2 separate regions of the Mus musculus genome follow, and region 1 is linked to region 2. A link is a loop called in an ENCODE intact Hi-C map of the cell type or tissue named here. Cell type or tissue: heart. All regions are shown on one strand.

What was found. Peaks named below come from ENCODE experiments on the same cell type or tissue, not always from the same donor. Only the 100,000 strongest peaks of a DNase experiment are listed, where the experiment ranks them.
Region 1: a loop joins it to region 2, with 7 times the contacts of the local background. A loop is called at or near these places in 2 of 42 quality-filtered maps.

Annotation. Positions count from the first base shown.
Region 1 is chr7:71,933,367-71,941,366 of GRCm38, forward strand. It overlaps 4930441H08Rik (RIKEN cDNA 4930441H08 gene), which reads left to right. Exons shown (of 3, transcript NR_130995.1): 2 at 1,799-1,947; 3 at 5,735-5,825. Among named protein-coding and RNA genes, the nearest start is that of 1700011C11Rik, 24 kb to the right of the region's middle. In heart, no CTCF peak of the experiment used is centred here; a DNase peak (open chromatin) is centred at 3,495.
Region 2 is chr7:72,158,920-72,166,919 of GRCm38, forward strand. It overlaps Mctp2 (multiple C2 domains, transmembrane 2), which reads right to left. Exons shown (of 23, transcript NM_001024703.1): 15 at 5,691-5,792; 16 at 4,279-4,353; 17 at 2,221-2,340. Among named protein-coding and RNA genes, the nearest start is that of Gm36696, 52 kb to the left of the region's middle. In heart, no CTCF peak of the experiment used is centred here; DNase peaks (open chromatin) are centred at 3,572 and 7,332.

The DNA.
Region 1 (8,000 bases), 230 kb before region 2:
TCCAGCAATACCTCTCCTGGGCTTATACCCAGAGGAAGTTCCAACTGGTAATAAGAACACATGCTTCACTATGTCCATAGCAGCCTTATTTATAATAGCCAGAAGCTGGAAAGAACCCAGATGTCCCTCAACAGAAGAATGGATACAGAAAATGTGGTACATTTACACAATGGAGTACAACTCAGCTATTAAAAACAATGAATTAATGAAATTCTTGGGCAAATGGATGTATCTGGAGGATATCATCCTAAGTGAGGTAACCCAATCACAAAAGAAGTCATTAGATATGCACTCACTGGTAAGTGGATATTAGCCCAGAAGCATAGAACACCCAAGATACAATTGGCAAAACACAAGACAATCAAGAAGATGGAAGACCAATGGGTGGATACTTTGTTCCTCCTTAGAACAGGGAACAAAATACCCATGAAAGGAGTTACAGAGACAAAGTTTGAAGCTAAGACTAAAGGATAGACTATCCAGAGACTACCCCACCTGGGGATCCATCCCATAATCAGCCACCAAACTCAGACACTATTGCATATGCCAGCAAGATTTTGATGAAGAAACCCTAGTATAGCTGTCTCGTATGAGGCTATGCCAGTGCCTGGCAAATACAGAAGTGGATGCTCACAGTCATCTATAAGATGGAACACAGGGCTCAGCTAGAGAAAGTACCCAAGGAGCTGAAGGTGTCTGCAACACTATAAGTGGAATAACAATTTGAACTAACCAGTACCACCAGAGCTCATGTTTCTAGCTGCATATTTAGCAGAAAATTGCCTAGTTGGCCATCACTGGGAAGAGAGGCCCCTTGGTATTGCAAACTTTATATGCCCCAGTACAGGGGAATGCCAGGGCCAAGAAGCGGGAGTGGGTAGGTAGGGGAGCAGGGCAGGGTGAGTGTATAGGGAACTTTTGGGATAGCATTTGAAATTTGAAATGTATATAAAGAAGATATCTAATAAAAAAAAAACTCTTATCTTCATTTGTCAAATAAGAAAAACAAGGTTTAGGTGAATGACATATCTTGGCTCAATCCTGTAGTGTGGCAGAATCCTATGTCAAGTAACTTGGCTGAAGCATTCCTACTCTTTATTATTATTATTAATCACTTTGCTTGCTTAAATTCCAAATGTTATCCCCCTTCCAGGTCTCCCCTGCACGAACCTCCATTCCACCCCTCTCCTTTTTCTCTAGCACCCCCTACTCTTAATGAATATTTCTCTATGACTATGTGATAATTGTAAATTGTATTGAATTCATATAAACATTAAGAATTCAAAATTATTATATTAGTTCATGGATTTTAAGAAAAATTTCATAATTTAACAAACACCAAGGCTCTAAAACCTCTTCTTACTACACAAAAACAATCATCTGTCATCCAATGGACTTACAACGTTGATATCTCTAACTCTTCAACTTAATTTCTTTGCATTTTATGGAGAACATATTGATTCTAACTAGGTTGTTCTTCAAATAACTTAAATATACCCTGCTCCTTAGTAACAACATCAACAACCATAATAAAAAGCAATTGTACTCTTTTATAATGATTATTATAGAGCAAACATTTATGCAACAATTTGAGCACATGATTAATCTTTACCTTAGTCTATGGCAATGCAATTCATTTCCTGTTTAACAGTGAGAAATCTGAGGCTCAGGGACTTTCTAATGAATGGCCTAAAGTTGTTTAGCTAATAAGTGACAAAGGTGAGTTCTGAAGTCATGGATTCTTCTGCTGTATAAGTATAGACTTCTAACATCTTACTACATGAAACTGCTTTCCTAGGCTACAGAGAGGGGAAGAATGAAAACCATCAGAAACCCAGTGGTGCCAATGGCCAGCCAGAGAACGAGCCCTGCCTGTGGCTCTCCTTCAGGACTCTGTGGGATCTGGAGCTCCACACGTACTACCCTAGAACTCACTCTTCCCTACAGGTGATGAAGCAGCTGCCCAGTCGTTTCCAAGATCCATCCTCAGTCCAAAACGTGTGCCTTCACTCATGGGTCTTTTACTAAGTCAGTGTCTCATCACTTTCACTTTCTTGCCAGTTCACAGAGTATCTCTGCTATTGTTTCTTCATGGAGGCATTTGTCAGACAGCTACAGAAATGTTTCTGGGTAATCTTGTGAGGCTGTTTCCAGAAGACCTCAACATATGAACTACTAAACAGACTAGTTATCCTGCACAGTATGGTGGAGCATCATCTAACTCTGAGGGTCCCCCAAAACAGAAGTGGGAGAAGAACACAGCTCTCTTTGCTCAAAATGGGACTGTTAGATGCCAGGGATATTTGTAACTTTGTATTTCCCAGCCTTTGTAGTCGAAACCAAACTTACACCATCATCCTTCTTGATTGAGTGAATTATACTCTAGTCTTTCCTGGTTCTCCAACTTGTACACACAGGATAGTGGGACTCCTTGTGTTCTTATGTGACTCAATTCTGTAACAGATCTTTACCTCTGTATTTATGTGTATGTATACATATGTATTCATTTCTCATTTATCTTAGAGACATCACTTCACATATCATCCATCCATCTGTCTATCCATCCATCTATCAATCTATCATCTATATCTATCATCAATCTGTCATTTATGTATCTTTCCTCTATCATCATTGTAATAATTCTGTAACTAATCTATAATGTACCTATAGCCATCCTCCACCTTCCTATCATTATCTATTCTTTCCAACATTATCACCCATAAATGTCTACCTATCTAGCACACTCCAATCAGTCCAGTTTCTCTGGAGAACCCCAGCTAACGTGAACCTTTCTTGCTTCATTTTCTTACCTTGCATTAATCAACATACACATACCTTACTCTTCCTTATTTCACATTTTACCAACATATTATGACAGATGATAAATGCTCCAAACTTTCACAGTGATATAAGTATGGATTTATGCTTTCAGAATGCTTCCCTTTTCAATATATATAATACACGAGACTTCTTCTATTGCTTGTTTATTTACCCCAAAGTTTTAGTATAAATACATAATAAAACTAAGATCCTGCAGGAAGAACTACCACTTACAACACAGTGTACCTCCTACCTTGAGCTGTGTCCCAGTTTCTGGCAAACAATAGTTCCTATACTGATGTGTGTGCTCCAAAGCACTAATTTTACAAGACAGCTAGGAAACGGATGCTGAGCAACATTTGGTTCACAGAAGACAGCTCTGGAAACATTTTCCCAGTCTGAGACCTGAGATCCTGAATATTTTACAACACTTGCTTTGCCAGTTGCAGATGAAAATCTCAAATGCTTGGGCCACTATTCTTTTTTTTTTTTTTTTTCCTGATTTCTTCCCTTGTGAAAGTCAGCATGAACCCAGGGCTGGGGATAGGGCTACTATGGGGAGGGAGAAGGGTTGGGGAGAAGCAGGCTGAGTTGATGCGCTTTCTGGACAGGGGGTTCTGGGATGCAGAGACCTGTCAGCTGGGGAATATGATTCCAGAGGAAACAGCTGCCTCATGGTTAAGGAACAAAGGAAGTCATGGGTGGGGGTGCGGAAGGAGAGCAGGAAGCCACAGCAGCCGCACTGAGCTTGTATTGCAATTCTTCCTTGTTCAAGCCTGTGAGCCTCCCATTCTGTGTTCCTGGAGGAAATTGACGTGGGAAAAATTAAAACAACAACTAAAATGTTGTGTTAGCTTTGTCCTTTGGCTTGGCTGAAATTAATACTTAACTTTTTTTTTTTTTTAATTTGAGTTTACCTCACAACCCTCCTGTCTCATGAAACTGTCCCCCTGTTCTGGTGGCAGAGACCATGACAGATTTCAAAATCAGCTTCCTGTTGTGAGGATGAAATTTTTGTTCATTAAGGATGTTGTATTTGAAACTTTCAAGCTTCCCACATACAGCTTTCAGTTCTCCCACACAAATGACTCTCCCTCCTCGCTCTTGCCCTTCTCCCTCTACTAATAAAATAGAAAATTCCTTTAAAATATCAAGCAATTAAAGCTCTTCATGGGTGAACTGACCCATTGAGCGCAACCCTCTAGTACACGAAGAGGCGGCTCCAGTGAGTTTCAAATCTGTTTAAGATAGAAAAAAAGAAGAAGAAAAAAGAAAGAAAGAAAACCTTCCAGCATATTGGTTTTGTCTAATTTTTCATAACAACAGAATCATTTTTGCTAACATAATTTGCATGCATTATCATTTTTCAGGAGCTTTCCATTTCCACTGTGTATTTAGGTCAAAATTCCTAGTGGCCAGATCAAGTCAGATGCAGATTAAGTAGCCATCTTGATTTAATTTTTTTCCTCATATTTTATTGTAAATGGTATCCCCATGTAATTAGAGAAATAGGAACAGGAAAAGGTGAGAAAGGATGATGACACAAAACAAATATCTCTTTCTTTCTCTCTCTCTCTCTCTCACACACACACACAAGCACACACACACACTTATTTAGAGATGTTAAAAAAAAGCAAAAGGAAAAAGAAAAGGAGAGAAATGGGAGACAGCTAACTCAGCTCTGCTAATCTGGCTGTGATATGCTTGACTTTAATTTGTGCAACCAGCCCCTTCTCTGGCCTGGTGCGGATGCCATGTCCTTTTAATGTCAACAAACACTGGCCTCATTCTTATCGCCTAGAACAAGTTCCCTGGAAGGGTCTCATAACTCTCTTGGGAAGAAAAGCATCCTTATACAGGCCACCTGAAACCGTGCTTGTTGGAATAGTTTAGGCAACTTAATTTTCAATGGGTTGTTTGCTTTTTCCTTGATTTGAGATTATGTAAAAGTGGAAATCTATATATATTCTTTTTAAAAAAAAAAGAAAGAAAGAAAGAAAAAGAAAAGCCTTTGGTTGGTCTATAATGCTCCCATTCGAGGAGCGATTTAATGCCTAAGTCTTCAATGGGACCATGCAGAATGTGGAATCTCCTTTTCCTATTTGCAAACTAGAGCTGATCTCAGTCCAACCACTGCCATTGGTACACAGGAGCCATGGATATGTGGAAAGTATTCGCTTAGTTATTCTGAGAACGATTCCTAGTTGTGTTTAGTTTGGGCACTATCAACTGGGACAGAGTTCAGAATGGAAATTTCTCTTTGTTCCTAGTCAAAGCTCAGTATCAAGTGCACACATATTCAGATAACTCCTCGGAGATGGAGTTGAATCTTGCCCCCTCTTTCAATTCAGGACCATTTCCATTAAGGGCAAATGTGACCATAGTTAACCAATCATTGACTACCCTGAAGTTATCTCTAACAATTGAGGTGTCACTGCCTTGCTTCCTGTGGAAGACTGAGGATGCTGCTCATAGACAGAGCAGCACGTGCCATTCTAGCTTCAAGGAATCCGTGGTGTCATCTGATCTCATGGAAACATGCCACGGGCAAAGAGGTTGAGACAGAAGAGAGTGAGTGTGCAGTAAAGAACTCACCTCTGGATGGCAGGGCCAGGTTTGGTTCTTGTCATCTTTTGACACTAACCCAGCTCAATATGCTTTTTCTCTGTAAGTGTGGCACATTGTCTTTGATGAATTAGATGGCTAACACTTGGGGTCAAGGTGACAGATGAAGAGTCACAGGAGAGGTTCCTGAGGGGATGGCAGAGTCCTGAGTAACCAGAGTCGAAGAAGAGAGAGGGGAGATTTTTATTCTTCACAGACCCCTTGTTTCAGTGATTTCTTCAAAGACGAGAATTAGTTAAACTACAATTTAAAGATTTTTTTCTCTCTCTCTTTCTCTCTTCTTGCATAGCAATAATTAGTCGTGTCAAGATGACTACTCTGTGACAACGTGATTTCAATGAGGAAAAGTTGAAGAATAAACTATAATTATTTGGACAGTCACTTGATCAGGTTTTCTTTTTCCTTGTCACATTTTAAATGATTTGCGAAGCTCTATGTGGGTGTCTGCTGAAGAGGTTAGTCCACATGTTTTAACGCTTTGATTCCTTTCTCTTTTCCATTTCAAGTACATAACAGTTTGTCCATTTATGGGAATTAAAAAAAAACCTCTCAGTTTGGCTTAAATAAAATTATAGGCCAGTTAATCTAATTTAAACTCCGATGTCACCTGCTCTTGACATAAGCCATCTTGAGACGTGGCAGTTTTCGTCTTCTAAGAGGGAAGACAAGAACCACAGTATGTAGCACAGCATTTGCTAAACCCCCTGGAACATGAAGCAAAGGGAAATAGGCCCCCAAAAAAGAGCATTGCTTAAATACAGTGAAGGAAATTTTTTAAGTGTAGGAGAAAGAGTCACGTGTTGACACATGCCTATAGTCCCAGCGTGCTGGAGGTTGAGGCAAGCTGTATGTTGTATGCCTGAACCCAGACAATGCTACAATATGAAAGACTATCTCAAAAACACAAGAAAGATGAGTACTACTAACTACTGTTGCGGCAGCTGATGATGATGACAACGACGATGATGATAATCATAACAACAACAATAATAATAAATAAAACAAATCTAGAAAAGTCTCAAGTTTGAGTTTGGTTCAGCAATCTCATGCAACTAATCTCAGGTATTAACTGTTCTGGGAGATTCTGCATTTAATATAACTTACTAAGTTTAATTTACCATATCTCAAACTTCTGTGACCCCGGGTCACTCTTAAGTCTAAAATCTGCTCACAGTCTTCAGGATCAGTGTTGGACATAAAATCCTTTTGGAAAATATTCACTGAGGCCCTACGCAGGTGCCCAAACTTCATTGTGTAAATGTGATACATTGACTTCTTCTAAACCACAAATGACAAGAAATACATTAAAGAGACCTGTCAAAAGATAATGTCGTATGAGTGGAGCCACCTTTGTTGAGCATAGCAGGAGATCCTAAAATGAGGTTCTTAGAAAATGTTGCCTTGAAACATTACTTGAGGGAGAGGTGACTTTGGCTCAGCTGAACAGCAGTTCTACACACTATCATGTATTCTGAAACCCCTGGGACTTATAACCATAATCCTAAACACTGTTGAATGCAAACAAGTTCTGCAGTAGAGGCTTTCAAGTGGCACTAGAGGCATCACTTGCAACCACTGTTCAGAGTGCAGCACATTCAATGCTGCGCCAGATAAGAAAGGTCAACTGATAAGGCTGGATCTGCCAGGCAGCAGGGCAGGAAGGGGGGTGTCTCAATGTACGGCAAGGGCACTGTTTCCCTTTTATCTTTTATTAAGGGGGATCAGGTGTTTGCCCATAAGAACTACACTCGAAGCGACATGCAGTTCTTCCCTGGAATATGCCCATAAACTAGAGAGATGTCTGTTTAAATAAACATAAAATCCTGACTATCCTACAGCCAAATGAGACAGTGCCATTTAGGAGGAAAAGGAGACAAAAATCCCCTAGCTTTCTTCGTTTCTTTCTGAATGGATGACCTAACTGTAAAATTATTATGATATTCCAAGAAAAAAATGGTCCTGTTAATCTGATATGTACTGGACTTCCTAGTAAATTTTCTAAATTTCTATAATACCATGAAAGGTCTGTAATGAAGGTGATTTTTTAAATACCTAAAATACTGTTCAAGAAGTAATTTAAGATTTATTAAAGACTCACTGAGCATTATTGCTTAGACTTCTAAATGCTCATCTGCACGCTGGTATTCTTCTAGAAAGACCAGCAGGGAATTATCAGCTGCAGTCGTCCCCACATGCTTGTATCTACTTATTTTGAAACCTTTCATTTGTAGCGACAGCTGCAAGGTGTCCCTTCAAGGATTTTTCGGTTTTGATTTATACTTATATACACTCAAATCTCAATTGAGATATCCGAGCTTCATTCCATTTTCTGACCTTACACTATCAAGCCGGAGTGACCCCCAATCTCTTAGGACTGGGCTACATTCCAAACCATGTTATGGAAGAACAAGAGCAGGGAATCAAAGCCACACATCACCCTAGTCCCAAGGAGACACTTCATGGAGAGCCGAGTGAAGGCCAGCCAATCAGCAGACCTCATTTATTTGCCCATGTGAAAATTCTTAACTCTCCACCCTTTGAACTTTTGACATTAT
Region 2 (8,000 bases):
CAACTAACAAGCCTGTAGACTACACTAGAAATAAAACATGCCCTGTCAAAAAGAGCTTAGCTGCTCATGATGTCATTTTTCTCTCATGATGTAATTTTAACAAGAAGTAGAGCAAATACACACACACACACAGACATATACACTGGCACATGCACGTACATGTGCAAGTTTGTGGTGTGTGTGTGCGCGTGTGTGTGCACACATTATTCTGTTCTTTAAATACATTCTAAATTGCTTATGACATAAAATAAAATGAAAAACAAATATACATAGTTGCAATACTGTTTTATATGAGATGCAAAGACAGAGAAATGTTTGTCCTTGTTTCATGTGGATGCAATTTTTAAGAATATTTAGTTGTGCATGGTTGAATCTGTGATGTTCGAGTACAAGGGTACAAGTTGACTCTACAGTATTTGTGGCTAAACCTGATCTTTTTTCAGTGATGTATTGACATAAATATGCCTTTCATGCAAACAGTAGAGCCTGTCACAGTCTCATAAGCCCAGGTATTCTTGTATATTAGGCTACAATAAATCAGTTAGGAGAGGATGGTACTGTTGTCCGTCTGTCTGGGAGCCCTTGCTACCCAGGCACATTGTCACAGTTTCTTTCTAACAGTTTGGTGAAGGTTCTTTTCTGAGGTGGTGCCCAGCAGAGAGGACTCAGCCAAGGCAGAGGCAGTGGAGGAGAGGCCCCCTGTCAAGGTTCCCTTCCTGTCCAGAAGTCCTCTTTACCGGACAACCTGTTTCCCTTCATTTGTTTTAATCTTTCTTCAGATCAGCCCCGCAGCCCATTAATCATCTCTGTCATCCCCTTACTGAATCCAGGGCAACAGATCTGTTTTTCTAAAGTCTCAGAGCCAGAACTCAGTTGAAAAAAAAAGTGGGGGGGATCCTCTACTCCTCACATGGCTGGCCAGAGTGCTGGCTGGAGGCAGACACCAACTGTGTGCACTTTCCTCTGAGGGCCAGAACTGTACACAACAGTCCATGGAAAGTTTTGAAAGGGAACCTGGGTAGGAAGTGGATCTGAGGAGGTGGGAGAGGAGCCTGATATATGAAGCCACCAGCTGAATCGGGTGTAAGACAGCGAAATGGCTAAAAAAATGTCAGGACAATGACAGACACATAGATGTCCTGAAGTGATGCAAAATGAAAATAATCCAATCAAAATGGTACCCACTGTCAAAGAAAAAGTCTCTCATGGAGTTGACATATTGGTTCTATAAAATATGTGAAAATAACTTTGAGATCACAATGAAGCTCTAATATCTTGTATTCATATATAAATACACATATATTTATATAAGATATTATATATGTGACTATTATGCTATATTATCTCATATATATATATTTATGTAATATACACATCATGTAAATTAAGGTTGAAAATGCAATGCAAAAGAAAATATTGAGGATGTACTGTCAACATGAAACAGGAAAATCTGACTTGCCATGGATCATGATATATATAGTCTAGAACTATATTGCAATCTTTTATATAACTGTATAGAAACTGTATAGAAATTCACCATTAATACCAGATACAAAACACATAAAAGGAATCTGGAATGTTAATCTCCCCCATAGCAGACATTATCAGTCTGCTTAAGGACCAGTCCCTTTACAAATGAGAGCAAAGACGCCAGAGAAGCCAAGCAATGCTATGGTGCAAATGAGGATGTTCTTCAAGGACTCATGGACTCTCAGCGATAGACTCAACAATCTCTTGCAGCTCTTTGACACTATGATATTATTATGCTCATGAGAATGCAACAATGTTCTGACAAGTATTTCTCAAGTATGGTGTTGAGCCCCATTTAAATTTGCCATGATCTATTGTATCTAAAGCTTCATGTGTATACATATTTTTAATATTGAATTTTTTAATGATTGGCTGACAAACTAAAGTAGAACCACTCAGTTGAAATTTAGTCATACTGTTTCCAGCTGCCATTTTGAAAAATATTAATGGCCAGGTAAAGACTATATAAATATGCTTCAATAGCACCACAGAAACATATAGAGACTGGCTCTTTTAAGCTCAGCGAGAAATATTATATGGATAGCTTTTGAATAATTTAAAAGAATTCTTATGGGTCACCTTTACTCAGAGTCAGTCTTTGAAAGGCTAACCTCATATGTTACATTATAGAGAGATGAATGTATGTAAATAAACAGAAAATAATTTGAACATTAAAAAGAAAAATCTTACCACAAATGCTATTGTACTCCTTAATGTAGACTCCCATTGGAAGCAGCTTTTGAAGAACTGTACTGTGTTCCATATTGCCAAAGTGAGTCTTTTTACACGGTCTACATCTCTTGATAATATCTGTTTTTATAAAAAGATGGAAAAACAGACAGTTAGATTTACATGCTCTGGATATTCCCTAAGATCAGCTGCTGTAGTTGTTCAAATTATATTATGTACAGTACCATATATATATATATATTCCTATTGTCATCCATAGGAGACAAGCATATCCAACCTGTGTTAAGGCTCATTTTGTAAAAGAAAAAAAGAAGCTTGCTTTAGTAGTGTACAATACAGAATTCAACTGTCAAACAAGAACTGCAGCAACCTAGCATTTGGTATGTGTGAATACTGTGTGCATGCACATGCATGGGAGAGCACATACATATGTGTGTGTGTACATGGTGTGGCAGAGAGAGAGAGAGAGAGAGAGAGAGAGAGAGAGAGAGAGAGAGAGAGAGCGCAAAAAAAGAATAAAACAGAGACAGAATTGCAATGAGTGCCAAGTTATTATTTAGTATGGACGCAGATGGAAAGACCACCAGTAGGACAGGCCTAGCATCATCGCTATGTTAGTCCAAAAAGTATAGTTGTAGAAGTGGAATCCAGATTCCCCCTCCCCATTTCCCAGCTCTATCATCTTCAACACACTTTTCAACCTTTCTCCCAAAGTAGTACTGGCATTGTCTTTAACCTTACAGGTGGTTATTAGAATTCTTGTCTTTAGAGAACTGCCTATCTATCCTACAATAGATGGTTTTAAATATTTGTTTCAAAAGTAAAAATTTCAACTTTGTAACCTAGGGTACCCAGTGTTGTGCAGCACTGGAGGAGGGTCCTGACACACCCAGGGAGTTTAGTCCCAGATCTCCCCTCTATTCTCAGAGCCAAAGCCACCCCAGTGGTAACATTGTTTTGTAAAGGAAATGTCTTTTCTCCCACTGGGAGGCACAGTATTTTGATTTGCTTGCAAAGCAGTCACCCTGCCTACCTCCACTTAGGTTTTAACTTTCAAGTAAACAGAGCAAAAGACAAAAATAATAATAATAATAAAAATGAGGACATAGACTCGGATTACACACAATGACTATTGCACTCAAATGACTGTGGTACCAAAACCAAAACATGTTGATACTTTCCTCCAAAAGCCTGCTAAGTCCCTTCCCCAGCAAGGTGCCCAGAAGTTCATGGGAAACAAGAGGAAGAGAAGATGGCTTTATATTTAACTGCTTTGTGTCATGCACAGCTGCTCACCCCAGAGGAAGCTGTGGAAGTAATAAACATTTTTAGAGGGGGGACACTTTGTTCTTTGTTACACAACCGAAGAGGAACAATGGGTACTGGCTGAAATCCTGGCCTGTATCTAAAGAGGACAGGGAGGGGCTCAGAAGAAAGAAATGCAGAGGTCATGGGGTTTTTTGGTTTATAGTTCACCCCTACCCCAACCCCACTCAGTTTTAATGTGAAGATCCTCCCCCTAGTTCTGGATCTTTACTTTTTGTTAAACTGATAAGAGAAGAATTCCAGACAATGAGCAGAAAGAAAGACAGCTAATTCCATATGGGGTAAGATGCAAGCACACCCTAAATTTAAACCCAGAGAGTAACCTCAGCCCTAGGGGAATCTGAGGCTAGGAGCTTCCTTAGACCACTGGGAAATCCCTTCATCCAGTGAACGAGCAGAAAGCACTTGTCCTCATCTGTGAAGGGGAGAAAGAGAAATGCCACCAGTGAAAGGGACAAAGGCATTGAGGGTGTCTCTTTTAAAGAACTCCTCAGCGCACTGCAGAGCTCACACCCCCTCCTTCCTCCCAAGAATATGGAATATGCCACTCCTCATTGACCTGGCCCATTTTTGAGAGAAAAGACAAGAGAAAGAAGTGCAAAGATGAGTAGTCCAGATGAGAAGGGAGTGAGAGAGAAGAGGAAAAATAAAATAAAAGCCAGCAATGACTAAGAAGTACTTGGACGCTGGCTAATAAAGGTACTCAGAGGGCAGTTGGTGGGCGCCACCTACCTTTTTGGACAGCTTGCGGCTGTCTTCCACAAAGCGTTTTTCTCTTGGAGTGAAGGTCCTGATACTTGCTTTGACCTAGAAAAACATGGTTGTTACAAGGGCAGCATGCATAGACTTCATTCTCTCTCTGAGTATCTGAGAAAAGATCCCAGAAAATCGTACCTTATAACTCACAGGTAAAGGCCATGAGCCAGAAAGTGGTAGGTCCAGTCTTTCTTGGGCAGTTTCCTGAGTCTCGGGGCCATACAGTCCCTGATAAGCCAAGCTAGACCATGGATGGTCTTGTCACCACTTGGCTATATCCACAGAAGTATTTAAACCAGGACCAACACAGAGCTTCCTACATTTTCATGCTAATCTAAATGATGAAAATGTCCTCTCTCATTTTTGAACTAAACTTTAGACATTTGTACCTCAAAGAGGAAGGGCAGTTCTCAGTCCATTAAAACATTTCCACAGACAATCCCATTACCTCCAGTGACCTGAGAGAGCACACAAATGGGCCACGGTAGCTCCTTTACAAGGAGAAAACTAAGCCCCAGGGGAATTTACTGACGTGTTCAAACCAGCAGAGAAAGGGAAACCTTCAAAAAATGAAAGACAAATGTACTTCCACTGTGTCCGTGAACAAACATGTTTTCCACCTGAGACAGCACTTATGCCTTGGCTAAATAGCATAATCTCCATATAATCTATACACAAGTGCTTCCCAGAGGAAAGTAGTAGATTGGGAGAGGTCACCTCTCCTGCAGACTGGACAGATGGTCCATTTGAGCAGAAGAGGAAGAAACTGGGAAGAACACACACTCATATTGATGACTTGACCCCAATTTCAGCACTAGTGACAATTAAATATATATATGTGTGTGTGTGTGTGTGTATGTGTGTGTGTATATATATATATAGAGAGAGAGAGAGAGAGAGAAAGAGAGAGAGAGAGAGAGAGATGAAAGCTATGACATACATTGTTTTAGAGACTGCAGAGCTTGCCTATCATAGAATAAACAGATATACTATATATTATATGTAGATTATATGTGACATAAATTTTATGTTTCTAGAGTGGATTACATTTTTATATAATGTATCATCTCTTTATGTAATCTGTAGATGACATTTAGATATACAAAGTATTTATGAACCTATAGATATGCAAAGACTTTCCTTTATTTTTAATTATTCCCTTGACTTTTCGACTATTGTGAATTTAAGCCTCATCAATCCTGCTGGCTCAACTGTTTGAAAACTGGAACATTCAGCATGGATTTTACGACTGAGTTTTAAACACAGTCACCCCACCCATTCTCAAGCTTCAATCCTGAAATCTTTGACACTGATCTGAGTCTGAACAGGCTGAGCACCATGTGTTTCAGGTACTGAGAAGCTGGGAGGCACACCGGGAGGGCACTTACCGGATTATATATGAGGTCCAACTCTAAGTAAATAAGCCCTTTAAAAGCTTGCTCTAAGTCTTTATTCTTCAACACATAACAGTTTGGTTGTCCATCTCTAATCTGCGAGGAATAAAAAGCAAAGTATATATTAGTGCTATGATCTGTGTGTTTTCAATAGCAAAACCAAAACAACTAACTTTGACAAAGTTGGAAAGGTATTTAATTTTTTTTTTTTGCCTCTGCAAAAATGGATTTTACAACTCATTTTATATCTTCTGACATGACTTGGTAATTTATTTCCAGTTTTTATAGTGATCTCATTTTTTTTTACCACCATATGGTTACAGGTGAAGAAAATATTACTCAGGCACTAACTAAAAGATTAATCAACTTTTAATTTAGAATGAGATTATAATTGATAAGAAGATAAAGTAACAACCATCAGCTTAAAGTAGTATGTTGAAAGAAACCTAGTGGTACAGATTATGATATGATAACAGGACCCCTCCCCATTCTGGTGACCAAACTTTTCCACATATTCAAATATGATGAACTTTCTCCAAAATTTGTTGCCAATAATTCTAAAAATTGTCAAGTTATGGGGAAAAATGACAGAGTATAATACTGTTATGAATCAGAAAAGACTAGGATAATTAAATATATTTAGTACCATGAACTAGTTCCTGGAAGAGAAAAAATTATATTAATGAAGGACCAGCTAAAATCCAAATGAGGACCCAAGTTTACTTACTCATAACATACTACTATTGGTGACATTCTAGTGCTGGCAAATGCAACACAGTAATGTAAGATGCTAGCATGGGAAGAAAATAGAGAACTCTCTTTTCTTCACACTTTTCCTTTAAGTATAAAATTATTCCCAAAGAAGATTGAAGAATCATAAGGAAATGACTAAAGCAACTAATTTTTATTATATAGCTATCAGTGATTCTCTGGCCCTGAAACAACTCAAATTAATTAAATCAAATCTTAGCTGAGGTTAAGGTCAAGGTCCCAAATAAATCAAGTGACACAACATTACCTACACAACTTTGACAGTACCAAGTCACTCTGACCTCCGTCCTGCATGTCCCAGCACTTCCATGTACTATGCTAGCGACCTGCCATTCCCGGACTGTTTGATATCTAAGCAAACCCTTCCTATGGCAGCTCAGAAAGCCCTTGGCTTCCTTGAAAGGGCGCTATCTAAAGAAATCCTTGTTCTGTCTTCAGATTGAGGGCAGCCATGCTTTTTGTACAGAGCAGTAGTGGTGGACAGGCTGATGGCACTTGTGGCATTTAGAAAACACACTCTACTCTAAAAGAGCCTCAGCACAGCCTGAGCTTGTCCAACATTCTATTGTGACTCTAGTGCTTAATAATTCAAATAACTTGGGAAATTGGAAGGCCAGGAATCTGAGCCATATTTTAAATGACTATTGCTGTCACCACAATCATTCACACAAGTGGTCTTATAAACACTGGTGGAAATGCGTTGAGTAAGTCACGGTGGGGAAACAGCAATTCCACTTTACAAGGGAGAGGTCATCTTCCTTCCCAAAGCACCCCACCTCTCAGATTGAATAGCTTTCATACGGAAAGATGGCTTTCCTGGTCAGCGGCTGAGAGGAAGGGGGTGCCCCATAAAGTCCCGGCTTCCTTCCTCAACGGTGTCCAAACAGGATCCTCGGCTTCCGCTCTGGCACGGAGTCTCACTTAATAAATTGTGGGTGTTAAAGTTGAAAGACATAAAGACAAAAACAGCATGTCAATTTGCCAAGCTGAAGTACTTCCAACTTCAATTTGTTTCTGTCCTCAGTTCTTGTAATGTTAGCTTAAAATTTCCATGATTTCTTAAGGGCGAGGGAAGGTCAACAAAAGAACAAGAAGTGTCCATATAAAATTATTTCGTAGAAGGATTTTTTTTTAATTTGGTAAATGACCATTTCCTGTTACTCAATGTCCCTACCATTGTGTCAGCGAAATTCAGAATCCATGTAGGAACATTGAAGATAGCATCAAAAACAAAGATACAATGTAACATTTACTACTTTAATAGAAAATTTAATTGGAATACACAAATATTAAATGTTTGAAGATTATAAAATTAAAAACCTCTATTCCTCTTGAACATATATAAATATCACAATCCCTCTCCTGGATCAGGAATTAAATAGGATATTGGTACACATCTAACTCTTCTTTTATTTATTTTTTCTGAAGCTTTATATTCATAAAAAATAGACTTAAAAAAGTATTTAGATTTTGAGGCCCAACAAGCAGCTGACCAAGGCAGATGTAGACACTTACACCCAACCAATGGACTGA